Linked DNA regions of Homo sapiens: regions 1 and 2 are each linked to region 3. Evidence: read pairs that join two places in POLR2A ChIA-PET (ENCODE). Cell type or tissue: MCF 10A. All regions are shown on one strand. Links, peaks and the distances in the headings refer to the core of each region. The heading gives the core; the rest is flanking DNA.

Region 1 (5,415 bases), core at 1-5,000, 400 kb before region 3:
TAGGGCAGAGAAGAGGGGAGATGGATCTGGAAGACAAAGGATGGACACCCAGCACAGGAGCTGTGAGGTCAGAGCTGAGGCTTGGCACCCAGATAGGATTTAGGTAGCATAGAGGAATGGTGAAAGCATCCCCAGCTGGTAGTGACAGGGGCAGTTGTAGAGAGAAGTGGGGCGCATTTACATTACAGCCATGTAACTGACATGGATGAGTGGGGGGATTGACCTATTCTGGTTGAATATAAAGGAAGGTTTGAGAGAAGAAGTTGGAGAAATTTGGCGGGGAGGCCTATGAATATGCCAGTTTGTCATTTAATCAGGAAGTAATAGGATGTTATTGAAGGTGTTAGAGTAGTGAAATGTTCAAAGGAATATGCATAGCAAAAGTAGACTTCTCACTCCACCTAGGACTGAGGAAGGAAGTCCTTGCTTACACATGTTACATGATCAGAATATTAGCTGATCTAATAGGTGGAGGATCCAAAGGACCCACAGTATTTTGTTCTCTACCTTGGCATTATGACAGCTCTTGCGATTTGTGGATAATTCCTCTCTCAATATCACGGGAATAAATTAAGCTTAGCCAGGGCACTCCCCAAAATGATTTAAACATTTGTTTTTCAGCGTGAGGTTCATAGACACCCCCCCCTTTCCCCCGTCAGCATCACCTGGGATGGTGGTGAAAATGCATATGGAGGTCCCACCCCAGACATACTGAATAGAATGTATCTCTGTGGTGAAGAACAGGAGTCTGCATTTTTGACAGCCACTGCAGGAAATTAGTGATGTCTCCTTAATTCAGTTGAATTTGAGAACTATTGATTTAAGGAGACATCACTAATTTCCTGCAGTGGCTGTCAAGGTAGGGGCTTAATTCCTTCAGAGAGTGATCAATGAGAACCTGATGGAGATCTAGCCCCATGGTTCCTATTACAATCGTATTAGAATCACCTGGGGAAATTTAAAAACACCCTGATGCTGGGGTTGGGTGGAGGGGAACTTTTTTTTTACTGGTTTAAGAAGTCTGGGTTGTAGTCCCAGCTACTCGGGAGGCTGAGGCAGGAGAATGGCGTGAACCTAGGAGGCGGAGCTTGCAGTGAGCAGAGATCGGGACACTACCCTCCAGCCTGGGCGAGAGAGCGAGACTCAGTCTCAAAAAGAAAAAAAAAAAAAAAGGTCTGGGTGAGGCCTGAGGATATTTTTAAAGCTCCCAGGTGATTCTGATGTGCAGCCAGGCCTAAGAACCTTTGATCTTGTCTGAACTCAGAAGGTGGAAAAAATTAGAAATGGAGCCTTCTCAATGTAAGGGACTCCTCTGAATTCTGTACCACACAGTCAATGCTAAGAATAATTGCTCTGGAAAGGATAGCAGAGTGGAAAACAGGCTTCTGTGAGTAACGTGGAAGGAAACCAAAGAAGACCAGGGCTGATGTAACCTGAGAAGGTACTGCAGTCTGGAAAGGTCTTAAAGGAGTCCGCACACTTTTTTTTGTTTGTTTGAGACGGAGTCTTGCTCTGTCACCCAGGCTGGAGTGCAGTGGCGCGATCTCGGCTCACTGCAACTTCTGCCTCCCGGGTTCAAGCGATTCTCCTGCCTCAGCCACCCGAGTAGCTGGGATTACAGGCGCGCGCCACTCCGCCCGGCTAATTTTTTTGTATTTTTCATAGAGACGGGGTTTAGTAGAGACCGTGTTAGCCAGGATGATCTCGATCTCCTGACCTCGTGATCCGCCCGCCTTGGCTTCACAAAGTTCTGGGATTACAGGCGTGAGCCACCGCGCCCGGCCGGAGTCCGCACATTTTCTTAGGCTCCCTGGAGGAGCTTGAAACTCCTCGCTGTGTGTGATGAGCAGCCAGAGGTGTCCCCGGGAGAGTCTGTTTGCCCCCAGGCCACCCATTGGCCTTCACACAGGGCTTTCTTGCCTGCATTTATTGCCAGTTTGGAGTTGGTGAATTTAAAGAATTCCTCCTTTTATTTTTATTTTTTCAACTAATCAAGAAAAAGGGAAGTCTGAAATGCAAGTAGAACACCCACCCTTTCGAACGTTTTATCTTCCGTTCCACCGTCTTCTGACTCGGGAGAGAGCTCTTTAGCCATTTGTCTTTGTTTTCCCACAGTTTGCCAACACCTACGGGTGTGCACAGCACAGGCCAGAGCTGGAAATGCGTCCTTCTTCCCACAGCCAGGAAGGTGTGTGAGTGGTGCTGGGAGCCCAGAGGAAGGGTGATTCACTGGAGGAAGGCGGAGAGGACAAGGACATGCTCTGCTAAAAGGCCTTTCAGGAAATGAAAAGCTCTGCATTTCTCTTTTCTAAACACACACACACACACACACACACACACACACAGACACCCAAAAAAAGAAAAAAGAAAAATGAGCATTCCCCTAATTCTTCTAAAGCGGTTTCTATTCCCAAGAGGATAAAGAGTATTTTAGATGCCAAGCACGGAAGATTTTTTTTTCCTGAAATGGGTGGGTTGGCACTTTCTTTCCTGAGAGCTGAAAAGGCCTCATGCTTTATTCCTCCTCAAATGTCCTTAATCTGCTGTGGCCCCACCATCCTCCCCCTCCATTGTTGAAAGGCAGCAGCTCCTTCCCTCGCTGGGTATTTCCCATGGTAAGTAGGTTCTCCTAGGACTCACCCGAGCCTCAGATTGAGTTCATCCTACTGTGTGTGACTGTGCAGAGGACCTTTAGGCCCCTGTAGGCAGCTCTGATAAGATTATCTGATGTTCTCATTATCAGCTGCACCCACGATCTTTTCTAAGGAGGGGCTCTTTGACCCACCTGATGATGGCAGCAGGGGTGTTGGCATTCCTTTTACATCCCAGTGTGTGTGGGTGTGTGCCTATATTGTAGTTCACACAGCAGAAATAAAATGGGAACACCCACTGTTCAGCTCATTCTATTATTTTAACTCTTGTTGAAAAATAAAACAAACCCCTAAGGAAATAGCGTCTTTGTCCCCACGGAGTTGGATAGCTCCCTAGGTCATCTCCTGACCACAGGATCTTGTCGGAATCATCCCCTACATGTGCTTATCTAGCCTCAGCTTAAAATTCTCCAGGGGAAGGAAACTCCACCCTCCATGAGTCAGAGTCATTGAGAGTTTAATAACCACTTTGATGGTCTGTTGTCAGGACCACCTTTTCCTTGCAGCAGATCAAGGAGCAGAATTAGAGGAGAGCCAGTTCTCTCTGGAGACTCATCTGCAAATTGGAGGAAATCTTATGTGCATCAGAAGATTGTTGTGGAGCTCAAATGAGATCATTCTTTCAACAAATGCCAGTCACTCCCTGGTGTGCAGGACCATCATGCTAGGTCTGGGAACACAGAGATAATTGGGCACTGGCCCTGGCCCTTCAATTCAGTGGTTCAGACTGATGGATAAACATACCGTCTCAGTGCAGTGGCAGACTCCTCTGCTTTGTCTTTGGAGGTCAGCCTGCCAAACTCGGCTGCCCACTTGTGTCCCACACTCTGAGGCGCTGTCTCCACTCACACCAGTTGCCCATCAGCAGCAGGGCCACACCTGGCCTGCTACCTGCTGCCATGCTGCTCCTTCGAGAATCCACCCTTCTCCTCCCCATCACCACTGAGCCTGTCTTGCTCTTTACCTGCACCTGCACTGCTCAGTCTCTTCACATCAGCGGTGCCATTAGCACCTGCAACCTTGGGCCCATGCCCACCTGGATTTGGAGGTCAGGTACTTCAATCTGTTTGCAGGGACAAGGCTGCCAGGGTTCATATCCACCACACCTAGGCCAGTTCTTTTTCTGTTCTTGTCTCTGGACTGCAGATCATTGCTGGGGGTGTAAGTACAAAAACTCAAACCTTGGCCTCAGCAGAGCTGCCCTGCCCCACTTGTCCTGGCTGACATCCATGGGGCCTTTCTTTTCAGTGGTCTTTTTCCCTCTTCTGTAAATTCCCTGGCATGGTGGCCTTCGGAGGCTAAAGACATTCCGAATTTTCCCTATGCTCTTGGCCCCTGGCCACCATGGCAGAGAAGCAGATCACCACTTCCCTGAGTAATTGCCAACACCAGCCCTCATCTGCCCTCCTTTCATCCTCCCCTGCATTCTCAGAAGAGGTTCTCAGAAGACGCTGACTCTTCTCCATGGGATCCCAATATCATCCCCTTGCTCTGCCCATCTTCTTCTTCCATTGATCCCATCATGGTCACCAGTGTACTGATTAGCAGATACCTACCAAGAACCTACCATATACAGAGTCTCTATTATGACTTAGGCAGACAAGGAGTACAAGAGATGATCCCAACTTTTGAGGAGCCTACAGTCTGTAAAAAATACCAGAGGCAAATGCACAGGATCCCCCTCCCTGGTACACTGGGTTCCCTTCTCTCTGACAACTCTTTTTTGCTGACTTTCAAGTCCGTGTATGTATGTGTGTGTGTGTGTGTGTGTGTGTGTGCTTTTTAAAGCCAATGACCAACATTAGTAACACATTACAAGCCTCTCTCCCCTTTTCCATTCTTCCCAGTCAGTCATTCTAGCCCTCTGCAGAGACTCCTTATCCTCCTGTACATTCTAAGACATTCTGTCACTTCCTTTCTGCTCTCAGGGCTACTCTCACTCCATTGTCCCATGGTGTAGTCCCCTGACTGGTCTCAGCTGGGACACCTGATCTCTTTCTTAGTCTTCTGGCCCTGTGGGATCCTCTGTCACATCAAAACACTTGCACAAGGTTGATGCTGGGAAGGGAGTTAAAGGAACTCCCTTGTCCCTGTCATGTCTCTGAGCTATTTCAGAGAAACGGCTTGTGAAGATGACATGATTCTAGCTCTAGAGAAGTTGAGAAAAGAGTGCTTGGGCCAAAGAAGGACAGAAAAGGAGTGGAGGAGGCCAGCGAGCAGTGTTGGTACTGGCAGGCTCCAAATCTTCATGCTTATGTCCCTGAAGGCCACTTCCCACAAACAGCTCCTCCTCCCTCCTCAGTGACAAACTCCCTATGGCAAATCTGCACTGGTGACTCTGGCCCCTGACATTTGCATAGATTTTGCAGCCCAGAAGTCCTCAGGGATGGGAGTCCGTTCAGTGCCTTCCTGCTCCTCCAACCCATTGCCTTCTGAGCATTCCCCTTGGGATGCTCTAGAGTAGAAGTCCCCAACCTTTTAGGCACCAGGGACAGGTTTCATGGAAGAGAATTTTTCCATGGACCGGGGAGCAGGGGGATGGTTTCGGGATGATTCAAGAGCATTACTTTTATTGTGCACTTGATTTCTATCATTGTTACTTTGTAATCTATAATGAAATAATTATACAACTCACCATAATGTAGAATCAGTGGAATCTCTGAGCTTGTTTTCCTGCAACTAGATGGTCCCATCTGGGGGTGATGGGAGACAGTGACAGATCATCAGGCATTAGATTCTCATAACGAGCACACAACCTAGATCC
Region 2 (5,809 bases), core at 405-5,404, 270 kb before region 3:
CTCAGCTAATCACAGTAGAGCTGGACTGTTGTGGTTTTCCATTCCTTTGCATCGTATTCCTCAGTCTCTGCGGAAGGCACTGCTCCTTCCTTTCCTTTCTAAATCTCTCTCTGTCTCTCTCTCTCTCTCTCTCTCTCTCGCTCTCTCCTCCCCTAGTTTATCCTGGACTCATGCTGAGCTCAGCAACCCTTGAACTCATTTTCTATCTGACATGTGAAATAGTTCTTAGGTTTCATTAAACATTTGGAAAATAAACGAGGTACTTCGCTCTGCCACTTTTCAGGTATGGTGAAGAAAATAAAATGGCCTCCCTGGGCAGTACTAGATGGGTTGTGGTTGTGCTGGCCTTGCTCTTGATGAGATAGCACTACTGTTATTTCTGTATATACCAGACCTGTCACTTTGCATTTTCTATTTCTCAGTGAAGACATGAACATCTAGACATTCCACATGTCTATGGGGAACTAGAGTGTCCAGGAATGGAAGCAAATGGAAACATTCTCATTATGCAAGTGTAACTTTAGCTGTGACCTAAAATGTATTGCCTAAGACTTCTATAAGGGTGAAATTGAAAATTTTCCATTTTTTTTAACCTCAATATTGTATAATCTAGTCACTGTTCAAAAACTCCTCAAACTTCATTTTTCATTACTTCATAGGGTTTTTTTGTGAGGATTAAATTAAAAGACATATGTAAAGCACTGAGAACAGTGTCTCCCCTATCATTAGTACTCAGTAAATGTTAGCTATTTGTGTTATTTTTAAAAGATTTCATACAAAAATGTATTTTTAAACAGCAATCGAAATTTACTTGAATTTTAATGTTTTGGGTTCCCTAGTACCATTTACCAAGACAGTTTGTTTTGATTTAAAAGGGCCTCAAGTGCTTGATAACACTCAGGGTTTATCATTAAACATCTTTATTGCACTTGTGTTTGCAAAGTACATTTTTGTCTTCTGTTAGCTAGTCTATCCAGTCAGATTCTGAGAGAACTCAGTGTCAGTGATACTGTTGAATAATGAAGAAGCTAAGGTCATGGAGAAATTAAATGACACGAATGTATTCTTCATTCTAACCTCTCTCTAGATGAAGAAAGATGATTTCTAAAATTTGGCTTTACATGTGTATGAAGATGAGTGTATGTGTATACACACAAAAACACACACACGTATATATACCCTTATGTGTCCTGCTCCCAACAAATTCTCTTTTTTCTAAGCTAAAGATCATTCTTTAAGTTTTTAACTGAAAAATTACAGTTTGCCAGTTAATGAAAAGGAAATATTGTTCCCATTTAAGAGCTGGAACTCTGAGATCGAGTGCTTTGGAATACTTCTAGAGCTTTGTCTACTAGCCATAGGTAATGATTCCTACTTTCACTCTGCAGGAAGCAACTACCTGTTGTGATATGAACAAAATATAGAAGATAATATGTCCAATATATTCTGTATGACTCAAGGAAGAACCCAAACATAAATAGGTCTGGTTTTTATAAATGTGGGGCTGGGCTGAGAGGGTCCCCTTGGTGGTAGATGGGTAAAAGTATTTAAGTGTGTACCAAGCACCGCAGTTCTTCTAAAAGGTCTTCTTTGCCTTTTATGATTGCCTTCTGTCTGTAGAAGCCTCTTTCTTTGTAATTCTGGTTTAGTCATCAGGCAAAATGCCTTATTTATTTCTGGTTGTTTACAAAACCAAAGACCCATACTATAGGATATTTATAATGTTGTCTATCAAAGCAGTCACCGGGAGAAGAGATAAGCAATTCCTCTGCTAAAAAATATTGCGGCCTATGGATTATGAATGCTCATGAAAAGGTCCCTGCTTTACCAGGTCATAAGTAAATGATTTTGTTCCCTTGAGCTAATGATGCAACTCATTTAGGTTGATTTCACCTTCCTCAGATATCATAAATCTAATTTCCGTCTTTCACCTATAGTGCTTAGCTCATTGTGCAGTGGCATCACAGGTAAGAAGGGCTGAAGCAAAGTCTGAGTTCATTCCTCCTAAGAACATTGGGAAGAATTTCTCCCCTTTTTCAAAGAACCAGAGGGTATATTTAGCCAAACAAGAATAAGTTTCTAGATATGGAGGGTAACCAAATAGGGTAATATTTTTCTGCGTGGAAAAAGTAAAGAGAAGGTAGATGCCTTTATGTGTTGGTATCATAGTTTCCATAGCCCTGGTGCTTCCCATAGTAGCTTTGAAATGAAGACCAGCAGTCCGTTCCCCTAGATGAGGCAACAACTCAGGGTGAGTAGAGGCTGGAGCCACACCCTACCAGCTCTCAGCCAGCTCAGCTTTTTGTTCTTTTTGCCTTTTGTCTTCAGGGCTCCAGCAACATCATTTAACCCCATTCAGGAGTGAGATTAGGTGAATTCCTTAGAGCCTATGAATCACCACTGGTGATGCAAAGTCAGAAGAGCTAACATGTCACTGGGATCCACGGGCTCTGAGGAATAACCAGTTTCAACAATGTTACATGATTTCAAGGCCTTTTCATGTCTCTTGCTTTTGGCCCTGTCACGTATATCTGATATACTTCCAATTTTTCATGTCCCAGTCTCCCATCCCTTTTATTAATCTGCTTCTTTTCACATCATCTGCCCTACTTCCTGCGACCTTCTAACTATAGCAAACTGCTAAACCCTAGAACCTTTCCTCTATTGTTAAAATTCTCCTCAAAAGTCACCCAAATTATCCTGGTAGCAAAGTAGAAGAGCTTAAAAATATTTTTTGCAGTGAAAAGCCTAGAGATGACTTACCTAAATATGTCCTATTTGCTACCTGTAGTTCATGCTCCTGCCAGGGGGAAGTTATGGGATTTTGCCTAGACATACTTTGGTCATTCTGTGTTTTGCGCTGCCCATGATGAATCAGGGATTGTTTAAGCAAATGAAAGCAAGTGTCCTTGTGGAGTGGTAATGGAGACATTGGTGGCATTCACATGGCTGAAAATTTGCAGCTCATCTCTGGCCCCATCCATGAACTGAATTCTAACCTCAGAATGTTCTTCTGAAAGAAAGACCATTTTCATTGCTAGACTCTAAGCTCCATGAGGGCACACACTGTGTCTGGATTCTGTTCATTTATGTATTCCAGGTGACATAGAATGAAGCTTCTCCCATTGTAGGTGTTCAATAAGTCTTTGTTAATTTAAATTCCTACCTGATGAAGTTATTACTCTAGCACAGCACAAGGTTCTTTTCCATTAAATACCACAATATCAACTGGATATGGCAGGGCAGAGTTTAATGTGCTAATTTAAATACACAGAAATGAAAAGATTGTTGTATCCATCATGGACCTTGGAATAAACATGAATTTCTGAGGGCTGTAAATGTATCTTAGAGAACAGGATTAGGAACAAAGTAGAAATAAGTAAAATTTAAGGAAGATCTCAAATATGAAGGGTAGTGGATAAAGAAAATGCACTTAATTTTGATTATAGAAATGCAAAATTGATAAAGAGTTCTCAGCTTAATTGAAATACCAAGTATTTTCTCAGGACCTTAGTACCATTACCGCTAAATAAAATAAAATAAATAAAATATGGAATTTAGACTAGATAAGATCCCTTCCAAATTTAAAAAGGAGATTATGATTACAAATGATCAAAAATATATAAAATATAAATTAAACTGAGGACCTTATTCTTTCTTTTGAGAATGGGTCTTGGCCTAGAACAAAGGATCTTAACCTAAAACCTATCACTGTACTGCTTTGGATCTTTGAATTTCCTAAAACTGTGCAAAAAATGTGTATATATATATATATTTTCCTGAGGAGGAAGAATCTACAGTTTTCATCAAATTCCCAAAGTGAACCCCAAAAACCTTATAAACCACTAGAGTATTATATTTTAGGTTGTCTCTTCATAGGATTTGGCAGAACACTTTCAATGTGTCAGGCATCATGCTAAACATTTATACATATTAACTCACTTAACCCTAACTTCATAATACCACTGCTTTTCTGAGAAGCAAGTTAACGTTCTCAAATTCATACAGCTGATACATGGTGGTGCTGGGATACCAACTCAGGCTGAATAAAAACGCCCTGCCTTTTTATTACATAGAATTATCTTCCTTTTGAGTAGACAGAACATTTGCCAACAACCAGAGCCTTTTCAGTCTTAGCCATCATTTTCCATTTAAATCATCCTTTATATAGTAATGGCCTCCTAAGGATCCTAAAGTCTTATTACATTCAAGCAGCATTCCTCTATGGAACAAGCCTTCTAAAGCACAGAGGCAACCCTCTCCAGACTGCTCCCTTCAGTTTTTTTCCATTGTAAAACTAGCCTGCAGTAAGCATAATTTTGTCTTAACTGTCTATTCTAGACTCCAGTCTGGACACATGGCACAAATGGACAACCCATACATTTGGAGAGACTCCAAAACATCCATCTCAAGCACTGAATGGTCCTGGCCCTGTTTCAAAATTTTACTAACCTTCCACAAATTGTGATTCCAGACACGTTTATACCTTGGTCCCCAGGATAATGGAAGGCACAAAAGAGGCAGAAATTAAAATGTCAGTCCATCTGGGTACACAATGTGGGCCAGCAATGACAGTGGAACCCATTGTCTCCTAGGTCACCTGAGGGTAGTATATCTGTGCTTTCTGTGAAAGGGTTGACAAAGTAATCCAGAGCAGTTTTCTTGATGTTCCTTAACTCACTGTAAATACAGTGTGCTACTTAACAATAGCAACTAAGATTTAACAAGCAACAGGAAGCATTTTTAAAAACAAGTGAAAAGCTGAGATCAGAATTCCAGTGAACTTCTAATTCAGCTACCACTGCCATTATTCAGAAGCAAAATAACCTGAAATATACGATGGAAGCTGGAGAGGCAAGTAAGATAAAACTTTGCTATTATCTGCCCAAGAGAAAAGTTGGGATCATCCAAACCTTTTCATTAACTTCAAATTCTGAAGGTTGAGTCATATGCCATGTCACTGCAGATGGAAAAAAGAACATCCACAGCAAAGGTGACACCTGAGAGGTCATACAGCCTGTTAGAAAAGCTGAAAGCATCAATCTGAGAAAAATAAGTGAAACTCAAGACCCACGTCAGAACTATGGATGACATAAGGGATTGAGGGTTATGGGATTCGAGACATTGCTAATCTCCTCACTTTTCCCCCTTTTTATTCTTTACAACCCAACCACTGATAGAAGCCACTTGTTTGACCTGAACTAATCTGTTATGTTTTCCGTGCCTCCAAAGGTGCCAGTTTCAGTTCTGCTGTGTTACAGTAGTGCCTTTGCTGAGTTTGAAACTGGATACTCCAAGCAAGTAGATGCCTTTTCTTCAAACATGCCAGGGAAAAACTTAAATTACTTTAGCAAAAATAACCTTTCTGCCATCTTCATCAAGTTAACACAGAAAACTGATATTTAGTCATGAAGGAGCTTGATTAAACTGTTTCACTTTATCATATTACATCTTGATACAGCAATTTTTTTTTTTTTTGGCTTGGCTGCCTTCTCCACGAGATTTTATGCTTCATGAGGACGCTTTTTCTCATCATTATATCGTCAATACAATAATCTTTTATAAGAAAATAAATAAAGAAAGTCCATGCAGAAAAGTCGTCTGATCTATGTTACAAGAATAGTGAATTCTTATCAGGTTAATAAAATATAAATTGCATTACTCAAGAGTTTTTAATAACCAGTGGTTGTAAACTGAATTTATATCATGTATCATGTGTAAATGTAATATTGAATATTGTTGTAAGTTTCAGGATAGGAATTAGTGTTCAGGCTGCAGTGAGTAATTGCTACTTTTGTCATCCTTTGGG
Region 3 (5,809 bases), core at 303-5,302:
GTATATTAGTAGAGATGGGGTTTCACAGTGTTGCCCAGGCTAGTCCTGAACTCCTGAGCTCAAGCAATTAACCTGCCTCAGCCTCCTAAACTGCTAGGAGCCACTGACTATTTGAAAGTTGTATTGGTAGGAGGCTTATTTTCTCACCCACTGGAAGACCTTTTTAGGATATAATTTTATAACTCTGTATTAAATTCATCAATAATTATGTGTGTAGTGCAATAGGTATTGGCAAGACTAAACCTTGTTTAAGTGTTTGACGTAAGAGACATTGCTTGATGGGTTTATTCTCAGTGGGTAATAAACATACAACCTGCAAATACTACTTTTAAAGACACATACACAGATAATATGTAATATATATAATAACTACATATGGTATTTCATGTAATATATAGGTTATATTATGTATTGACTCTAATATGTATTGATGTACATATTTTTTATTTATTTTATATGTGTGGATATAGCTATAGATGATATAGACATAGATATTTATCCGAAGTAATGCTTGCACACTGACGATAAAAATTCACAATCCCACCATACGGCCCACTCACGTCCCTAAGTCCTGCTCCTCAGAGACAACTAATTTTTAATGGTCCCTGTTTTTAGGTCCTCTGTTGGTTATCCTAAATAATATGCTTATGTTGTTGTCGCAATTGTTGTAGACTTTCGAGTTTTAGCTAATAGCTTCACATTATGATCTATGAGGACTTAGCTCCTGTTTTCCTCCATCTCTCTGTCTCTGACAAGGTGTAAGTTATTCTCTTAATCTTTGGTGTTCTGAAATTGTAAAATACTGTGTGAATAATACTTTGTTTATCATGCTGGGCACTGTGCAACCTCTTTATATTTAAAGATACCCTCCCATCATCTTCAGGAAATTCTTTTTTATTTTGTTTTTGATCATTTCCCACCCTCTGTTATCTCTAAAATTGTAGTTAATAACATGTCAGATCTCCTAGGATTGATCTTTAATGCCTCTTATTTTTTTGTTTATATTTTCTTCCTAACTCCCCGTTGTTCTATTTTCTAGAAGCTTTCCTCAACTCAGCTTTGTACTCCATCTACTCTGAATATTCAATGTTGTCAGGGTATTTTTAATTTCTAAAACAATCCTTTTTGTTCTTCAATTATACTTTTTAAAAAATAAAACATTCTCTTCTTGTTTTATCCATGCCACAGATTCTTCAGTACTTCTGAGTACACTAAATTAATTATGTTCTGTAAGTTCTCTTCTATTCCCCAAGTTCTCTTTTTCCTCTAGGGAATAGCTGGTGTGCTTATCTTGGCATTTCTCTTTCTTATTGTAGGTTTTCCTCAAGTGTCTGGTGATTTTTGGTTGTCTCTCCAGACATCAAAATGAGCAATAAGCATACTGCCCAGGAGCTCTGTGTATGCCTGTAGGTGTGTCCACTGGTAGGTTTTCTCCAAGCTGAGTGCTATAGGACCTGTCTTGATGATGGGGAGCCCCAGGGAATGAATGAGGAGGGCCTTATGCTGGGTCACTAACACCCACATTGGCTACCCTAGTTCTTCCCCAAGCAGTATATTCTATTCCATTAGAGAACTCTCCAGTTATTTTGCTTATGGGCAAGGACCTGGATTTATATAGCATGTAGAGGTGAGAGAAAGGTGTGGCTAGGGCCAACTCTTTCTATATATACATCTTTGACTTCAGCTTACCTTTCTCCCACCTCCTTTTTGAATCCAGAGCCCTTCTTGATTTTACCAGGCAGGTCAGCTACTTCCTGTGCTGCAGTAACCTGCTCACATTCAAGCTTGAAGTTCCCACTTTTCAAGGTGGTGTCTTTCTCCCCTCTCCTTCATCACTTGACATTATTCCTTCCACCTTCTGAATTCTACACATTTATTAAAATCCCCCATGGCGCTCTCCTATTCATTTTGTTGTGTGAGGCTGTTTTGCTTTTTGAAAATATATCCTTTTAATAGGGTCTCTGAAAAAAAGAGGCAATAGACACATAGGAATATTCAGCAATCCAGAATGTGAATCACATAGATCTCCAGTTATTTCTCTTGTACACCTAGATGAGGTTAATGACTGGAAGGTTCTTTTACTCAGAAATGTATGATATCAACAAAGCTTGAAGTGATTGGACTCATCCTGGAATAGGTTACTTAAAAAAAAATTTCGTGATCATCCATGTCCTCTAAAATGCAGATCATAATAGCTGCCTTTGATGATTTTTATGAGAATTTAACGATAACATAAATGTATGAACTTGCCCAGCATAATACCTAGATCACAGAAAGAACTAAACTGTTATCAGTTCTTGCTCCTCTCCCTTGTCACCTGCGAAGTATGAGTGCTGGCTGAAATAACTCGATTGTCTTTTAAATTGAAGCATTTTATATCATCTCACCCCCACTCCTAGTAGCAGCTGAAGATCTCACATGCGCTTTGTATAGATTCTTACAGGGCGCTCTTCTAGGGATTTGAATGTTGGGGCTGCTGATTCCTTTTTGGTTATTGTAAGTTGTAGACTAAAGAAAATAGCTCACTCAATGGGTTTTGGTTATTGTAATTTCTTTCTTCTTCTTTATGATTATTATTAATATTACTATTATTTTGTCTCTACCACTTGAGCTCCAGTTAGGCAATGGAAGGAAATGCTCTCTCCAAATTTTGTGCAGTAAATGGATTTTGAAATCACTGGTTTTAGAAATTTCTTTTAATAGACTTCAATTAATTGCTTCATTTAGAAGGAGTTAGTAACCACTGAGTCCAAGTGATGAAAGAAGGAGCAATGATCTTGTGGTTCCAGAGGTAACTCCAGCCTGGAGGACACAGTGCTTAGCATCAGCTCATGAATCAAGAATGAACTCCATACTGTAACTAAGCCCAGAAACGTTATCCCGAGCCAGGGCTTAGTTGACACATGCTCTGGGCATCATTAGCTGGTTAGGTCTTGCAGAAATATGAGGATCATGGCCAGGCAGAGACCTTTCAAATGATTCATTTATTCCCAAAGCCATCTTTGGCTGAGGCTCCGCAGTGTAGGGAAGCAGTGTGATGGGTTAGGATGAGCGAAGCATAGGAATAGTGACCTCAACCTTACCCTTAGCTTTTGTTTCTTTAGGTGAATTACCTCATCTCTCTAAATCTTGGTTTCTTCATGTGAAAAAAGTGAGAAATAATATTTACCAGGTAGGACTGTGACAAAGATTGAATTTTAAAGTGCACAGCAGTGTGCTTAGCACATAGTAGATTCTCAGTATATATTAGTTGCTGCCCTGTTTACCCTGTACGTTTCTAGCTTTTCCTATAAGGAAACAAGACAATGATTACTAGACTAGCCAGGGCTGTCTGTGTAAACACTGAGGAGCCCAGGCGTTGTTTGGCTGGATCTCAGAAAAACTTGCACTGCTCACGACTGGTGACTCATGAAAATGATGGGCCTTGGAAGATAGGAGCACAAATTTAGAACTGGGAGAATTGTAAAGTGGATTAAAGCTATTTACAAAACAGTGGCATTGTGCAATCAATGATCTTTGAGTTTTAATTTCTGAACAAATACATAGGACCCAAAGTTTTGTTTAAGGCATTACGAAATCATAATTATTTTTCTTTGATCCCACAGAAATAGCAACTCTTTTCTTTTCTTTCTTTCTTTTTTTTTTAAGATTGAAGATTTTTCTTGACATTGAGGAGATGAGGAAAGAAAGCTTTCTCTGCATATTTAATTTACAGGGCATTTATCCCTTCTCTGGCTGATGACCTAAAACCAAACAAATCATTATAAAAACTAGAAGAAGGAAAAAAAAAAAGATAGCAGGTTTGTGAGAAAGGGTCTTTAAGCCTAGTTAGGGAAGACATCCAGAAGAGAATCGACTCAGACAAATACAAATACTAGAATTCGAAGGGCATAAGAACTGTGAGTGGCTGAACCATTTTCCCATCCCCTGCCAGGATGTCTGAGAGGAACTTTTCAAGATAAACAGGCCTAGTACCCCGAAGGGCATTTTTTGATGCTAATAGATTTCAAAGGCTGTTTTGAAGAGGTTGTGGGGCAGGACAGTACTCAGGCATATCCAAATTATTCTTTGCATTCTTAGCAAAGAAGTTGAGCAATTTTTTAAGTCAGTCTGCAGGAAGCTCAGAATGGGTATACTGATATATTTTAGAGGTTTTCAACTCACAATGCACTTTTCAGTTGCATGAAGAGTTCACCTACTGAGTTGATTCGAGAAGGAAAAAAGCCACATCCCCACTTACTCCCCATATTCCAAGTTGAAAACATGTCTCTTTTACTCACTTAACTCTGCAAATCTGAAAATCTGCTGCTGTGGATTAATTTGTTGGACTCAAGATTTTGCTCCCTGTGGAGATTCCAAATCTTGTCATGAGCCAGTTCACCATTTTTATTACAGTTTGCCTACTTTGAATGAGTATATTAAATTCTTACTTGACAGCCAGTTTTGATGACAGGCAAAAGATGGAAGAGAGAAGAGAATCCTTGCTCCACTGTGAGAAGGAACTTTCATGAAATGGAGAAATGCTGGCTATTCCCTTATGTAATGCATCATTTTATTGAGAGTCACCCTCAGTAAAGTCACCATTTTATTGAGAGTTCTATCCCCAGCCTTACTTTACACTTCAACTAGGATGTCTGATTTGAGTTACTAATAGAGAGGCACTGTAGGACAATGGTCAAGTCAGACCCTTTTGGATTCACATTCCAGGCTTATCTACTAGCTGTACCACCTTGAACAAGTTAATTGAATTTACTGAACCTCTGTTTCTTCATCTTTACAACAGGAATAGCAAAGGCTACCATATAGGATTATTGTGAGAATTTAATAAAACAATGTATGTCAGGTCTTTTGAGTAGTGCAAAAGACTTTTGGTACATAGCAAATACTCAAAAAATATTGACATCATCATCATTATTATCGTCATCACCATCATTATCATCTGGTCCCAGTAGGTATGAGCTGGGAGCAGAAATCATTTTTTACTGGTTAATCTATGACTTAGGTAATTTAAGTGTTTGTCACTAGCCTAGCCAGACTTAGTTCTGTTTCATCCTGAATCTTCACTTGTCCTTCCTGGAGCTATGAAAAATAAGCCACACATACTGCACCACCCTATTTGGCCTTGGGGATAGGATTAGACTAGTAGGAACACGTACACATTTCTATGATTTCTCCTGGATCTGAAACAGCTCCCTTAAGTCTCAGCCTTACTGAAGATCCTAAAGCTATAAAAAAGAAGCTATAAATAACCATAGAAATTTGTAGACAAATTTAGTTGGACCTAGACATCTGGAGTGGCCCTTCAAAGGTACTAACTATCCTACTTTTCTGTTTTAAAACTGTTGATGTGTAGGTCTCACGGGACAAAAAGACAAGTAACAAAGTTTTTGGCCTGCTTCACATCCTATGGAATCCCTTGGGAATTTTTTCTTCAAGGTTTACCCAGTATGTGAATCTGACCCCATGATATAACATTTGTGAACAGTTCTGTACAAACAAGGACTTGTTTCTCTCCCTCCCTCTGATTCCCCGTGGAATTTTCAGGGATGAACAGTCTTTTCATCTTGAAATCAAGCAGGAATAAGTCCGTCTTGACTTCCCTCTTCACTGCCTTTCCTCCCCCACTCTTTTCAAAATCTTCATTTAAGGATCTGTGGAGTGAACAAGACAGATCTTGATTTGTTTGTGTTGTGTAAAAGTTGAAAGGAGCCAGGAAGAAAGAGTACCATTTGCTAACCTCAGGAGACTTGGAAAATATATTTTAATCCGAGAAATTCATTCAAAGGCACATCTTTCTAGTATCTGTAAG

The links. ChIA-PET counts read pairs that join two places held together with the same protein. Peaks named below come from ENCODE experiments on the same cell type or tissue, not always from the same donor. Only the 100,000 strongest peaks of a DNase experiment are listed, where the experiment ranks them.
Region 1: POLR2A ChIA-PET joins it to region 3 with 5 read pairs; 1 of 35 experiments calls an interaction of 5 or more read pairs at or near these places.
Region 2: POLR2A ChIA-PET joins it to region 3 with 5 read pairs; 6 of 35 experiments call an interaction of 5 or more read pairs at or near these places.

Annotation. Positions count from the first base shown.
Region 1 is chr11:95,106,183-95,111,597 of GRCh38, forward strand. The region is part of intron 1 of ENDOD1 (endonuclease domain containing 1); the gene reads left to right. Among named protein-coding and RNA genes, the nearest start is that of ENDOD1, 19 kb to the left of the region's middle. RefSeq lists an enhancer at 1,934-3,133. In MCF 10A, for the core only: no CTCF peak of the experiment used is centred there; DNase peaks (open chromatin) are centred at 1,409 and 2,179.
Region 2 is chr11:95,242,922-95,248,730 of GRCh38, forward strand. No RefSeq gene overlaps it. Among named protein-coding and RNA genes, the nearest start is that of SESN3, 15 kb to the left of the region's middle. RefSeq lists an enhancer at 5,709-5,809. In MCF 10A, for the core only: no CTCF peak of the experiment used is centred there; a DNase peak (open chromatin) is centred at 2,330.
Region 3 is chr11:95,509,465-95,515,273 of GRCh38, forward strand. It overlaps LOC105369440 (a long non-coding RNA gene), which reads right to left. Exons shown (of 3, transcript XR_001748336.2): 3 at 4,732-5,651. Among named protein-coding and RNA genes, the nearest start is that of FAM76B, 280 kb to the right of the region's middle. In MCF 10A, for the core only: no CTCF peak of the experiment used is centred there; a DNase peak (open chromatin) is centred at 3,397.